Linked DNA regions of Homo sapiens: region 1 is linked to region 2. The links are chromatin loops, found by intact Hi-C in ENCODE. Cell type or tissue: PC-9. All regions are shown on one strand. Each heading gives the region's core, and the rest is flanking DNA. Links, peaks and the distances in the headings are about the cores only.

Region 1 (5,904 bases), core at 251-5,250, 160 kb after region 2:
CTTTTGAGCTGTGAAGTCAGAGCCCAGTCATTACTTTAGCCTGGGTTTGCTGGCTTAACCATATTATGTCCCTGCATTGTTTATTCACTGTGTTGTGTTGGGGTCAATTGTGATTTAAGTGTTAATTGCTAAATGCTCTTTGTGTAATTGTTCTTTATGGGGACTGTTCAGCTTTCCAAAATGTTTCAGTTTGTTTAAGAATTTTTTTTTAAAATTCAGGATTGCATCTATTTATTTTGTGTGTGTTGTTTGTATGTAACTATAATATAGGTATATACACACTCATATATATTCTTCATTTACTTGTCTAACTGTTTTTGAAGGAATGAATGTGGATTAACAGTGTTATCCTTTCCTAACACTTCTCTTTCGCTACTCTAGCTAGTTTAGTTCTAAAAGACAGCGCCATTGACAAGGGAAAAAAAGGGAACCTTCTCAGATTTTTCAGCTCAGCGGTGGTAATGTTGCAGTGAACACTAATGAGGGAACCCCCACTGATTTGCCTGCTTTGTGACTTTTCTATTTCATAATTATTTTTAAAACGCAAAACGACATGAGGTAGCCTAGTCATGTCTCTACAACTTCCTGGTAGCGCCGTTCTTACTGCAGATGGCAATTTGTTCTTGTAACATATATCTCTCTCTGACCATTTTCATCTAATTTGTATGGGTTCTACCATTTCTTTTCTCTCTTTCAGGGCCCTTGCTGTGTGTGAGCTAGGGGGTGGCATGACATGCTTGGCTGGGCTCATGGTAGGTCTTTTCTCCATTCCAATCCCATTCAGAGGGAGGAACAAAAGGAAAAATGTTCCAGGGCCTCCAACTGCTGGGTCAGAGAACCGTCAACAGCATCAGCTGCGGTCAAGCTGCCGGGTCTTGAGAGACCTTCTAGATTGACTTACTTTCGGATCATATTGATTTTATGGTTGCCTCGATGAGCAGAAACATTTTACCTCAGTGTAGTCAATATTGCTTGTTGTGACATTCCAGGCCTCGCACAGTCTTTCTTTGCCATAGCGAAAGCATTTTTTTTTTTTTTTTCAGATTATAGTCCCATTTGCTAAGATACAGGAATAGCCCGGCGAATCACAGTTGGAGCACCATGATATAGCTGCTAATGTTTTGCCTGCATTATTACACCAACAAACATGATCCAGAGCGCTCAGTAATTAGATTCTTTTGAATTAGATTGGCCATTCAGGAACGTCGTTCCCCATTCTCTGGGTTCTGAGTCATGTATTCAGGAGATATTATGTAGCAGCACAGTGCATTAGACAAGTTTTTATGTCTCTACAAATAAAAGCATATTGTTACACTGATTGGCATTTGACAAACCTGTCGCTCTTATACAATGTGTCGAGGTTACAGCCCAATGTGCGAGCATGTCAAAGCTCACAAAAAAATTACCCTCACAAAGCCATCTGCCTGCAATGCAAAGTTATATGAAGGGCATCAGGCAGTCAGACAGAAGCAAGCTGAAAGGCAGAGTGACAGCCTTGTATGATGGCTCTACTAGATAAACAGAAGCCCACAAATGAAAGCCTCTCAGAATACCATCATCCGCTGTCACAATGCAATTACCGAACAGAATGATAGCAAGATAGAGGCTCCCGCAAATGGAATGATAAAAGTATTGACTGATTTGATTGAATGATTAAAATAATGCAGACATAAAATGAAAAAAGATTGAAGATTGTTACAGAGAAATAGGTGAGGAAGCATGATACTGAAGGCTTGTCACTCCTGTCTTCACTTCCACACAGACAAGCATATTTGCTCATTGTTTGCTGTGCTCCCTTTTTTTTTTCAGGTTGCTATTTCTGCAGATGTCAAAGAAGTTCTGTTAACTGATGGGAATGAAAAGGCCATCAGAAGTATCCTTATTCAGATAGAAAACGGGTTTGTTGTGCTCATTCCTTTTTCCTGGCTGAGTAACAATTGATATAAAGAAAGACAGCATGGGGTATTAAAAGAGAGTTTCCCCCCTACATACATGATAAGTAATTAAGAAAAAGTAGAAATATATGAATTCCTTGCATACAACTCCGTAGGTTTTTTTCTTTCCATAGATTTTTATAGACATCTCTCATGAAAGGAGCCTATTTTTGTGGACCTCCCGAGGCAATAAGAAAATTTGTTTCATAATAATTTTCAAGCATTCTTGTTCTTTTATTTCCATTGGAATTTGCCAGTGTAAAACAAATTATTTGGTATTTATTGTATTTGGATATTGCTGGCAAATATTAACTTCCAGCTTCATGTTTGTTATTACATTTATACACTTGATATTGTATGTACTGTATAATATTGTGCCTGGTCTAATTGCTGAGGGTACCTATATCCCCCACTGGAACAGCTGTCAGTTCTTCATTATTTCCTTTTATTTAGGATTTTATTTAGGATTATACAAGCTATCTCTATTTTTCTGCTATGCTATTGCAGTTCAAACTCCATTAGATTATGCTTTACTAATATGTACACAGAGTTCATGAAAATTGAACTGTACTTTAACTAAGAAAGCAAGCATAAATGTAGCTACTTTAGCAGTCGAGCTGATTTGTTCAGGGGCAGTTAACAGCTGTTAGAAACTGAGAGGAAAAGTGGCAGATATGTTTGCTTTGGATTTTTTTTTTTTTTTTTTTTTTTTTGGTGTGCCTTACATTTACATTATGAGGGAGACAATCTACTTATTTGAATTTTAAGCTCCTAAACTGCCAAAGCAGTTTTGATTTCTGTGGCATCTTACATACAATCTATTTCTGATTTTCTTTTTCGACTTCTGCCATATGATTTTTTCAAAATATGCAGCAGCTTCATCAAGCTGCTCAAACAGGAGAAAGGAGGAACGAGAAGCACAGTAGCTAATATTGTTCAGTAACACTTGTATGCTCTACAGAGCCCCACCCAGCTAATTGCCTGACAGACTTAAAAAAAATTCAGGAAGGAAAAACAGCCAATCACAATCTTGGCCTTTCACACAAGGGAAGGAGATCACAAAAGGTGCTTCCTTTTTTTAAATGCAGGATTTTAATCACGTTCTTGAGACTGTCTCAAGTTTTTCAAAATATTCCTGAAGATGAGCAGATGTTTTTTCATTCACTCTGCTTTATTCTGAGTTATTTCGTGCATGTATCCATGTATCATTTCACTGTGCTCCTCCTCCTTATGTCAGGGAATACAGAGCAAGAGGAAGCTCAGGTATGCCAGCTCAGCCCCAGAGAATTTTTAGAGGGTGGGGGGAGCAGGATTATTGGACAAGAGAAGATTATTTTAGCCACAGAAACTTTCAGCTTGGGCCCGGTAACCTAAGGTTTTTTTCAAGTCAGCAGGTGTCTTATTTAATAGCGTCAGAAACCAATTAGAACTTTTATCAAACTATGGGAAACATCTGTAGTCAGTATGTAAGTCTAATTGTTCTAAAATTATTATTGAGCTAAACTACAGAGCTTCCAAAGAAGGGAAGCAATGCTAATGTCATTAATTAACACACCTTTGCTTTAAACAACAAAGATGCCATGCCAGCTTTTGAAATCAGAGAGGAAATCTCAGATTCTGTATTCATTCTGCCGGCCTTTCAAAGAAATGATTGGTACAGCCCCCTCCCAAGAAAATGGATTTTTAACATTTGGTCCTCAGAAGCTCAGCCCTGAGAGTGCTTTATTGTGCTGGGTTTTACAATGGGTTTAATATAGCGGGGTGCCAAAGGGCAGGAGGGGAAGAACTTTACAAAGTAGATAAAGTAGGTCTTTTCAGGATGCAGACCAAAACTGGTAGTGTGTTTTATTTCATCTCTTAGGACTTTCCTGATGGAGTTCCGTTTTTACCATGCAGTTGTTCTGTGTTTGTATGCCTTTTTCTGTTGTAACCAGATCTAATTTTTTTTAATTAAGAGAAAAAGCATGCATAAAGCCTTAAAATTGGCAATGTGTTTTTCCTGCTTTTAATACTAATGTTATTCTTGATTTGCTAACAGAGCTTACAATTGGCATTCGTTGTCATCTGTTTTACTGACTGAGGTTAATATGAATGATTTTTTTTTCTATTTGCATGCCCACTTTCTGTAAGAATAACTAATTCACTGAATCACATACTATTGATGCATATAGATTGAAACAAACTTATTTAAAAATTACTGTTTACATCTTTCCTTTAAAATTTTAGGAAGTCTAAATTATATAGCAGTTGTAGGATATTATTCAAAAATTACTTTCTAAGAAGTAAAAGTGGATGTCAACAAAAAAAGGGGGAGAAACATTGCCAGAAGCCAGAAAATCTGTTAGTAAAGCTGCTAATTATTCTTAATGGGCAAGATGAGCACATTAAGAAACAAATGAATACATCAGTGAAATGTAATTGAAAATTGGCCTGGCAATGGCATATCGCATCTGAGTATTGGCCTGTATATTATTCTTATCATTTTAAAAATTATTTTTTTTGTTCTTGGCTTCTGAATTTAATGAATCCAACTGAATCTTCTTAGTCTCTTAAGCTTCTAAGATTCTGATTTTTACCTTTTTTTAAAAAAAAAAACAGCATTTCCTGATATTTCCTTTTAATTTTATATTATTTCTATTTGTTTTAGTATGTGAGGCAATGAATGGATTGGTTCTGAATCTTTATATCACAGAAGCATGTCAACCAGTTTTGAGTTTATTTATTATCTCCCTAAAATGTATCAGATGGATTGCCTATGTCTTCTTGAGTTTTCCAACTTGACTCTGAAAAGCTAGATGTTGATCTGAGATTTATTAAACAGAGATGTCTGGAAAGATATTAAGACTTGAGGTAAAAATTTTTAAGTCACAAATATTTTCTTAGATTCATGGGTAGTTTTCCCTAAAGTCTCCTTGATCCTTAAACTGCATTGCTGGGTCTACGAACTCAAAGCCCCCACACCTGAGAGCTGCTCTTCCCTACAGATGCCATTTTATCTGTACCCCAAGAGAACAAAGGATAAATTAGAAATGGGATCATTTGGTTTGTCCAGTTCTCAAATTTATTCTAAAATAGTGTGAAACATGTTCCTTTTCTTTTTTTTTTGGCAATGCCCCTTTAGTGTCAAGAAAGAAATCTTCAACTGCCCACATATAATAATTACTCCATAAGGTTTGTAACTTGTGATAACAATGACCTAGGAATAGGAGAGAGACATGGTATACTGAGTTATTATTGATGCTAAGCCTCTTCTAAATTATAATGAATAAAAGTAGAACTCCTGAAGGTGAGCAACCCTCTCTGGCTACAATCACTAATGTGCCCAGCACAAGCACCCTGCCTTAGTAAACATCTAGCAGTTCTATGCAGAAAATTCCAATGTTTGGTGACCCATTTCTCTGTAAGCATCTTATCCCCAAAGTATGCACAGTGTGGATCATGATCTTGAACTTAGGATTCTCCAAAAATGGGTAAATCCCCTGTGCTTTTTAAAGGAGACACCCCTGGTTTAACATTATTTTTATTTAATACAATCCCTGACTTGAGTAACTAATAAGTGAAGCTTCGTGTGGGCTGTGCAGCCTGTACCATAGATGGTTAATAACACGGAAATCCCGGGCCATCTTCCTGTGTCCAGGCTTCTTCTTCCAATGCCGGCTGTACTTCCATCTACTGATGAGTCATAAGTAAACTATATGTGCCTCAGATTGGGTAGCAGCACAACAAATATGTATTTTTTGGAATTAAATTAAAATTAATTCAACCAATATTAATGGCATGTCATTACAGGTGCTAAAGATACAATAGTGAACAAGATAGGTCTAGTACCTATCCTTGTGGGGCACAGATTTTGCCTTGGCTAGAATACATTTATATACATGAAGGGCAGAAGTTCTTTGATAACTTTGGTTATTTAAATTCTACAGTATAAATGTTCACATAATTAATTCTAACTTTTTTTCTTCTCCTT
Region 2 (5,904 bases), core at 290-5,289:
TTAATTTTCCCTAATGCTGATACAGTGTAGTGCACACTGAGAGACTGACCATACAACAAAATGACATATGAGTTGGTGTTGGTTTCATTTCTCTCTCAGTAAAGTTGCCTTTTTAGTGGGGGTTTTTACTTCACAACATAGACCACAAATCCTAAGGGTAAGTGAGTATAAATCCCTTGGGTTGGCTTGCTTGGCTCTGCAAAATGTGTCCAAAATGTGTTGAGGGGTCCTGAGGGTGGGGAAGAACTTGATTGAGCAGAAAAATATCAAGCTTAGGTTTTTTGTTATTGTTATTTTCTGTATCCTCAAAGAAAATGTTAATGTGCTAGGATTCAGAGGACATTTTCCAGGTACACAAACCTAGTTGAACAATATCAGTAGTCTTATTGGGTCCTCTAGCAGTCACTTGGAAATAAGCTCAGCAGAAGTAAAAGTAAAAACTGTTCTATGCTGATAGTTGGAAAGACAGTACCTCAGCAGGGATTGGTCAAGCTGGGAATTCAGGGTTCAAGTAAGAAGAGTGGCTCTAAAAAATGTTAGATGATGCTGACGTGGTGGTGCATGCCTGTGGGGCTACTCCGAAGGCCGAGGCAGGAGGATCACCTGAGACCGGGAACTTGAGGCTGTAGTGCACCATGATCATGTCTGTGAATAGTCACTGCACTCCAGCCTGGGCAACATAGTAAGACCTCATCTCTAAAAAACAAGAAAGATATGATAGGTGAAAGATGACCCTAAACTTAAAAGGCAGTGAAAAAAATCATCACAGGTGTAAAAGTTAGCAATGCATGGAACAAGATTAGTACAATGTTTAGGTCTTGGGGTCTGGAATACCCAGGTTCAAATGCCATCTCTGTACTATCATTTCCTCATTTGAAATAATACCCATTTCATAGGGTTACTATGAGAATTAAATACGAGCTTATGTAATATATCTGACACATAGGAGAAGTTCAAATAACATTACTTCTCTCTTTCCTTATCTCTAACGGCCTAAATTTGGTTAATTATAATGCAAAAGGGAGGGCAAGTTTTGAGCTGAAGCTGCAGTGGAAAGGGATCATCAAGACAGCTGTCCTTGAGTGTCCCTCCTGCAGTACTGTCTCTCATTGGCTGCTTGCCCATCAGAGGCACACTGATCACTCTAAATATCCTGGTAGAGAGTGGGGAAAAACTTGGCCCTGGACATCTTCCTGCAGATTTAGGGAGACAGAAGAAAGAAAAAAGCACAGAATATGCTGAGTTCAGATTTGTGATTCTAATGTTAATTAATGCTTGCCTTCAAATGGGCTTAGTTCTTTTATTCAACAAGTATTTACTTAGCATCCTACTATGTGCTTTCTATGTGCTGGCAAAATTTATGGGAACAACCAGCTCGAAGTCCCCTCCTGCCTCATTCCTGACTCTGTTGGGTATCATAGGATGAACATTAGACAAAGACATACGCCTTCTGTGTTTCTCTGTGAATCCAGAGCCTTAAAAGCTCTGGCATTGTCTAAGACCCACTTATCTCTAAGTGCTTTGGTTTGTACTGGTTCTTTATCTTTCTAAGCTAGAAAGCCATGGTCTCACATGAAACCACAAGCCCTGATAACAGGTGTCTCCTGTGGTAGGCAGAATTCTAAAATGGCCCCCAAGATTCCCGGCCCTGCTGTACACACACCCTCTCCCAGGTATTTAGCCATACGTTATCTAGATACTGCTGTGGAAGGATTTTGCAGATGTAGTTAAGGTCCCAAATCAGTTGACCATAAAGCAGTGACATTATCTGAGTGGATCTGACCTAATGACATAACCCCTTTAAATCTGGGTCTAGAGGTCAGAGACGGGAAGTCAGAGACGAAGCAGGAGAAGGATTTGCTGGCTTGAAGATGGAGGCAGCTACGTAGCAAGGAATTTTTTTAGCTGAGAGTGGCCCTTGTTTGCCAGCCAGAGAGGAAATGGGGACCTCAATTCTACAGCTACAAGGAGCTGAATTTTGCCAGGAAGAATGAGGTTGGAAGCAGAACTTTTTTAGAGCCTCCAGATGAGAACTCAATCTGGTTGCCACTGTTATTTCAGCCTTGTGATTCCCTGAGCAGAAAACTCAACCATGCCATACCAGACTTCTGACCTAAAGAGTTGTGAACTGATAAATGAGTGATGGTTTAAGCTGCTAAATTTCTGGTGATTTGTTATGCACCGATAAAAAACTAATACATCTTGTTTACATCTTGCCTGTTCCACATTTGTTTCCTCCGAGATCAGATGGAAACATGATCCCCTTTTTCTGTTTTCAAATCTTATGTCTCTTTCTGGTACATCGGCTAAGCTCTTCTTTCTGTTGGAGAAAAATGTTCTATATTCATTTGCCAAAAGAGATGATTGCAATCTTCTGAATCTGGTGAATGCCTGAGGCTCTCTCACCAGTTTACCAGCTCTGTCCACTTCTTTGGGCTCTCTTTGGTGACTAATCACTCAAGCATCCTCCTTCCCAACCCCTATGGGAATTCTCTGCCAGATTACTATGATTATAGTTTTATAATCCTAAAAAAAAAGACCTGAAAATGTACAGAGTGACAAACATAATTCACCCCAAGGGAAGAGAAGAACCTCTCTCACACAGCAGGAAGACTCAGTTTTTCCTGTCCAGTCACTTGCCACAATGTCTTGAACTGAAAACCACAATTACTTTTGCACCAACCTAAAATGTATATATAATTTTTTTTCTTTTTTTCTTAGACACAGGGTCTCACTCTGTTGCCCAGGCTGGAGTGCAGTGGTGATCATAACTCAGTGCAGCCTCAAACTCCTGAACTGCTCATATATTTAAGAAACACTTCGTGGCAGAAGATTATGATACTCTTGCTTATTTATTGGCTTAAGGATTAAGGATCCCCAAAGTCTCAGACTTCAGTAAGTAAGCCTATGTCCTACATGATGTCTGTAAACTCCACTCCCTCTTAGACTTACATCCTAGAACAAAGACATAGGGGGCTTCTTCAACTGTGGCCATACATTTTTGTCCCAGACCCAGCTTCATTGTGTTAAAAGTCTTGGTGTTATGTGAAGAGTGTCTTTATCCATCCTTCCGTCATTCAGTGTAGAGTTCTAGGATTTTTGAAATAGGATAGATTCATTCTGACCTGCCTGAATTGAAAGTCATATTAAAATGTGGGCAGGGAATCGGGAAGGGAAATGTGGAGAAAAGGAATGTGTGTGTAGTCATATTCACAAAAATACCTTGATAAAGAGCCAATACCAGCACAAAGAACATCAGCATATATGTTTTTAAGACTGACAGCCACTGGGCGTGGTGATTCACATTTATAATCCCATCACTCTGGGAGGCTGAGGTGGGTGGATTGCTTGAGCCCAGGAGTTTGAGACCAACCAGGGCAACATAGGGAGACCCCGTTTCTACAAATCATTAAAAAAATTAGGCAGGTCTGGTGACACATGACTGTAGTCCCAGCTACTCTAGAGGCTGAGGCTTAAGCCTGAGAGGTTGAGGATTCAGTGACCTATGGTAGTGCCACTGCACTCCAGCCTGGGTGACAGAGTGAGACTCTGTCTCAAAAAAAGAAAAAAAAAAAGAAAGAAAAAAGACTGACAGTCATGTAAGATCACATTTACATATAAAATGCATATATGTAACATTTCTTATATGAAGATGAATAGTAAAGGAATTAAATCAATTTAATTTCTACTAGTATAGAATTAAATGTCTACTATAAAGTTATCACTAAGCTGAGCTCTTAGGGAGACACTGAACCCAAGGAATTTATAGGCTCCGTCTATCTTTTTTCTATTCCATGTGGTGTGAGAGAAGTCAGTTACCAAGATCTATTGACCATCTATCCACTCTTTTCTGAACCAAAGGCATACTCTAAAAGCTTGCAGTGACTGGATGAGTCAAATTCTGTCACTTCCTCTTTACAAGTTGTTTTGTAATGATTAAACCAGTGATACATTGTATCATACATTGATTGAGGAGGCATTTAATACTTAAAGTGAGAACTGTTGCAAGTTATCAAAGGAACTGTGGGTGTTCTGTATATTCTCTGTATATCTTCATAGAGACTGCCGAGAATGGGGCTTGAGACTAAAGTTTTAAACAACTCATTCATGAATGTCCATCTACCTAAACTTCTGTACACAATATATGACAACTTGCAAGACCTGGAAACCAGATGTTTTTAAAATTGTTTTCTTCAGTGTTTTATTGTAAAAAGTCTCATCTATTCTACCTAGCCACATAATTCCAGGTGGTGTTCTAGGGTTCAGGGTAGAGTACGTGGCAGTAATGTAGTCACAAGATTATGTAGTCCTGTTTAATGGGGCAGAAACCCACATCTGCAAGATCTTTATTCTCTCAGATTGCTGAGACAAAGAACTGGATACGGGGCTTTACACAGTGTCATGCAGTGCGTGGGCATGCCTTCTATGTCACATTAATTGTATTTATAAATTTACTCCAGAAACCTGAGCATGAAGACTCTAAATTCTCACTGTTCAGGTGACTCTAAGCAGATGGCTTATGCATAAGATTGGAAGGATTGGAAGTTCTAAAGGGAATTGTGCGTGTTGCCCTTTGTGTTCCATAGGCCATTACCACTGGGCCTTGAAACTCCCTGGAGTTTTATGCATAAGAAAGAAAGATGTCAAATTTGCCTTCTTGAGTAGTTTTATCAAGGTCACCTATGATCTGTATTTAACATTTGGTTGCAAGGGAGAGTTCCCAACAAAAAGATGCTGGAACACAGCCAGTCCATTAGCATTGAGGCCATGCTTTCTTCAAAACATCCTGGGCTCTATACCAAAGTATGCTTTTTAAATGGCAGCAGTGGAAAAGATTTGTCGAAAACTCATGTCACTGTAGATGAATTTGCTCTGAAGAATAGAGATCATTATCAGCCCAGTAAATTTTGAGACATCAGAGTGAAGCACTGTACTAAGTGCTTTTGTACATGTCACTTCACTTCATCTTCATAATAGTCCTGAGAATCACATAATTATTATTCTCATTTTACAGAAGAGAAAACTGAGTCCTATATATGACATACCTTGTATACCTATGGAGAGCTTTCCTTTGTTGGCAATATTATACCAGAAACAGTTTAGCTTACTCAGGGCGAAGTGTAATATGGGTTTCTAACATATAGATTTTTTTTTAGTTTTCATTTTTTAATAGATTTAGAGGGGGACAAGTGCAGTTTTGTTACATGGACATATTGTGTAGTAGTGAAATCTGGGCGTTGAATGTAAGCATCACTTGAATAGTGTACATTGTTTTACCCATTAGGTGATTTCTCATCTCTCATCCTCCCCTCCGAGTCTCCAGTGTCTATTATTCCACTCTATGCCCATAGGTATGCATTATTTAGCTCCCGTTTGTGAGTGAGAACACTAACCTACAGTTTGAATGTATGTTCACAGTGATACACAATGATATTTCGATTGTACTCATTATTACTTTTGAGTCTTTTAAATAAAATTCAGAAGAGAATTTTATTTAAAAGACTGTGGCTTTCTCATTAACAAGACAGGCAAACTGAACCAATTCATTTACCTATCTAGTGCTTGACATGGAGGATTTAAGAAATCCTAGAAAAGATTTCTAAAATGGAAGATTTTACTTGGTGATCTTTACAGTCAATAACAACTCCAAAATCCTGGAATCTTATGCAGATAGAGTCCTTTCATACAAAATACTGTGGCAGTGCTCAGAATCTGGTGTGAGGTCTGAGGCAACCACTCACCTCCATATTTTCCATTTATTGAGCACTTACGTTTCAGGAACCATGCTAAGCGATTTACATACATCATCTCATTTAATTCTTACAACTGTTCTGCTAATATTATTTCCATTTTACATATGAGGAAACTGAGATACAGAGAGGCTTAAGTAATTTGTCCAAAGTC

Evidence for each region. A loop is a pair of places that touch in the nucleus more often than their neighbours do. Peaks named below come from ENCODE experiments on the same cell type or tissue, not always from the same donor. Only the 100,000 strongest peaks of a DNase experiment are listed, where the experiment ranks them.
Region 1: it touches region 2 in a loop (2.7-fold over the local background); 4 of 110 quality-filtered maps call a loop at or near these places.

What each region holds. Positions count from the first base shown.
Region 1 is chr2:44,705,590-44,711,493 of GRCh38, forward strand. It overlaps CAMKMT (calmodulin-lysine N-methyltransferase), which reads left to right. Exons shown (of 11, transcript NM_024766.5): 5 at 698-752; 6 at 1,810-1,873. Among named protein-coding and RNA genes, the nearest start is that of LINC01833, 230 kb to the right of the region's middle. In PC-9, for the core only: no CTCF peak of the experiment used is centred there; DNase peaks (open chromatin) are centred at 2,912 and 3,222; H3K4me3 peaks cover 564 bases; H3K27ac peaks cover 981 bases.
Region 2 is chr2:44,546,834-44,552,737 of GRCh38, forward strand. The region is part of intron 3 of CAMKMT (calmodulin-lysine N-methyltransferase); the gene reads left to right. Among named protein-coding and RNA genes, the nearest start is that of CAMKMT, 190 kb to the left of the region's middle. In PC-9, for the core only: no CTCF peak of the experiment used is centred there; DNase peaks (open chromatin) are centred at 2,488 and 3,898; H3K4me3 peaks cover 1,004 bases; H3K27ac peaks cover 3,125 bases.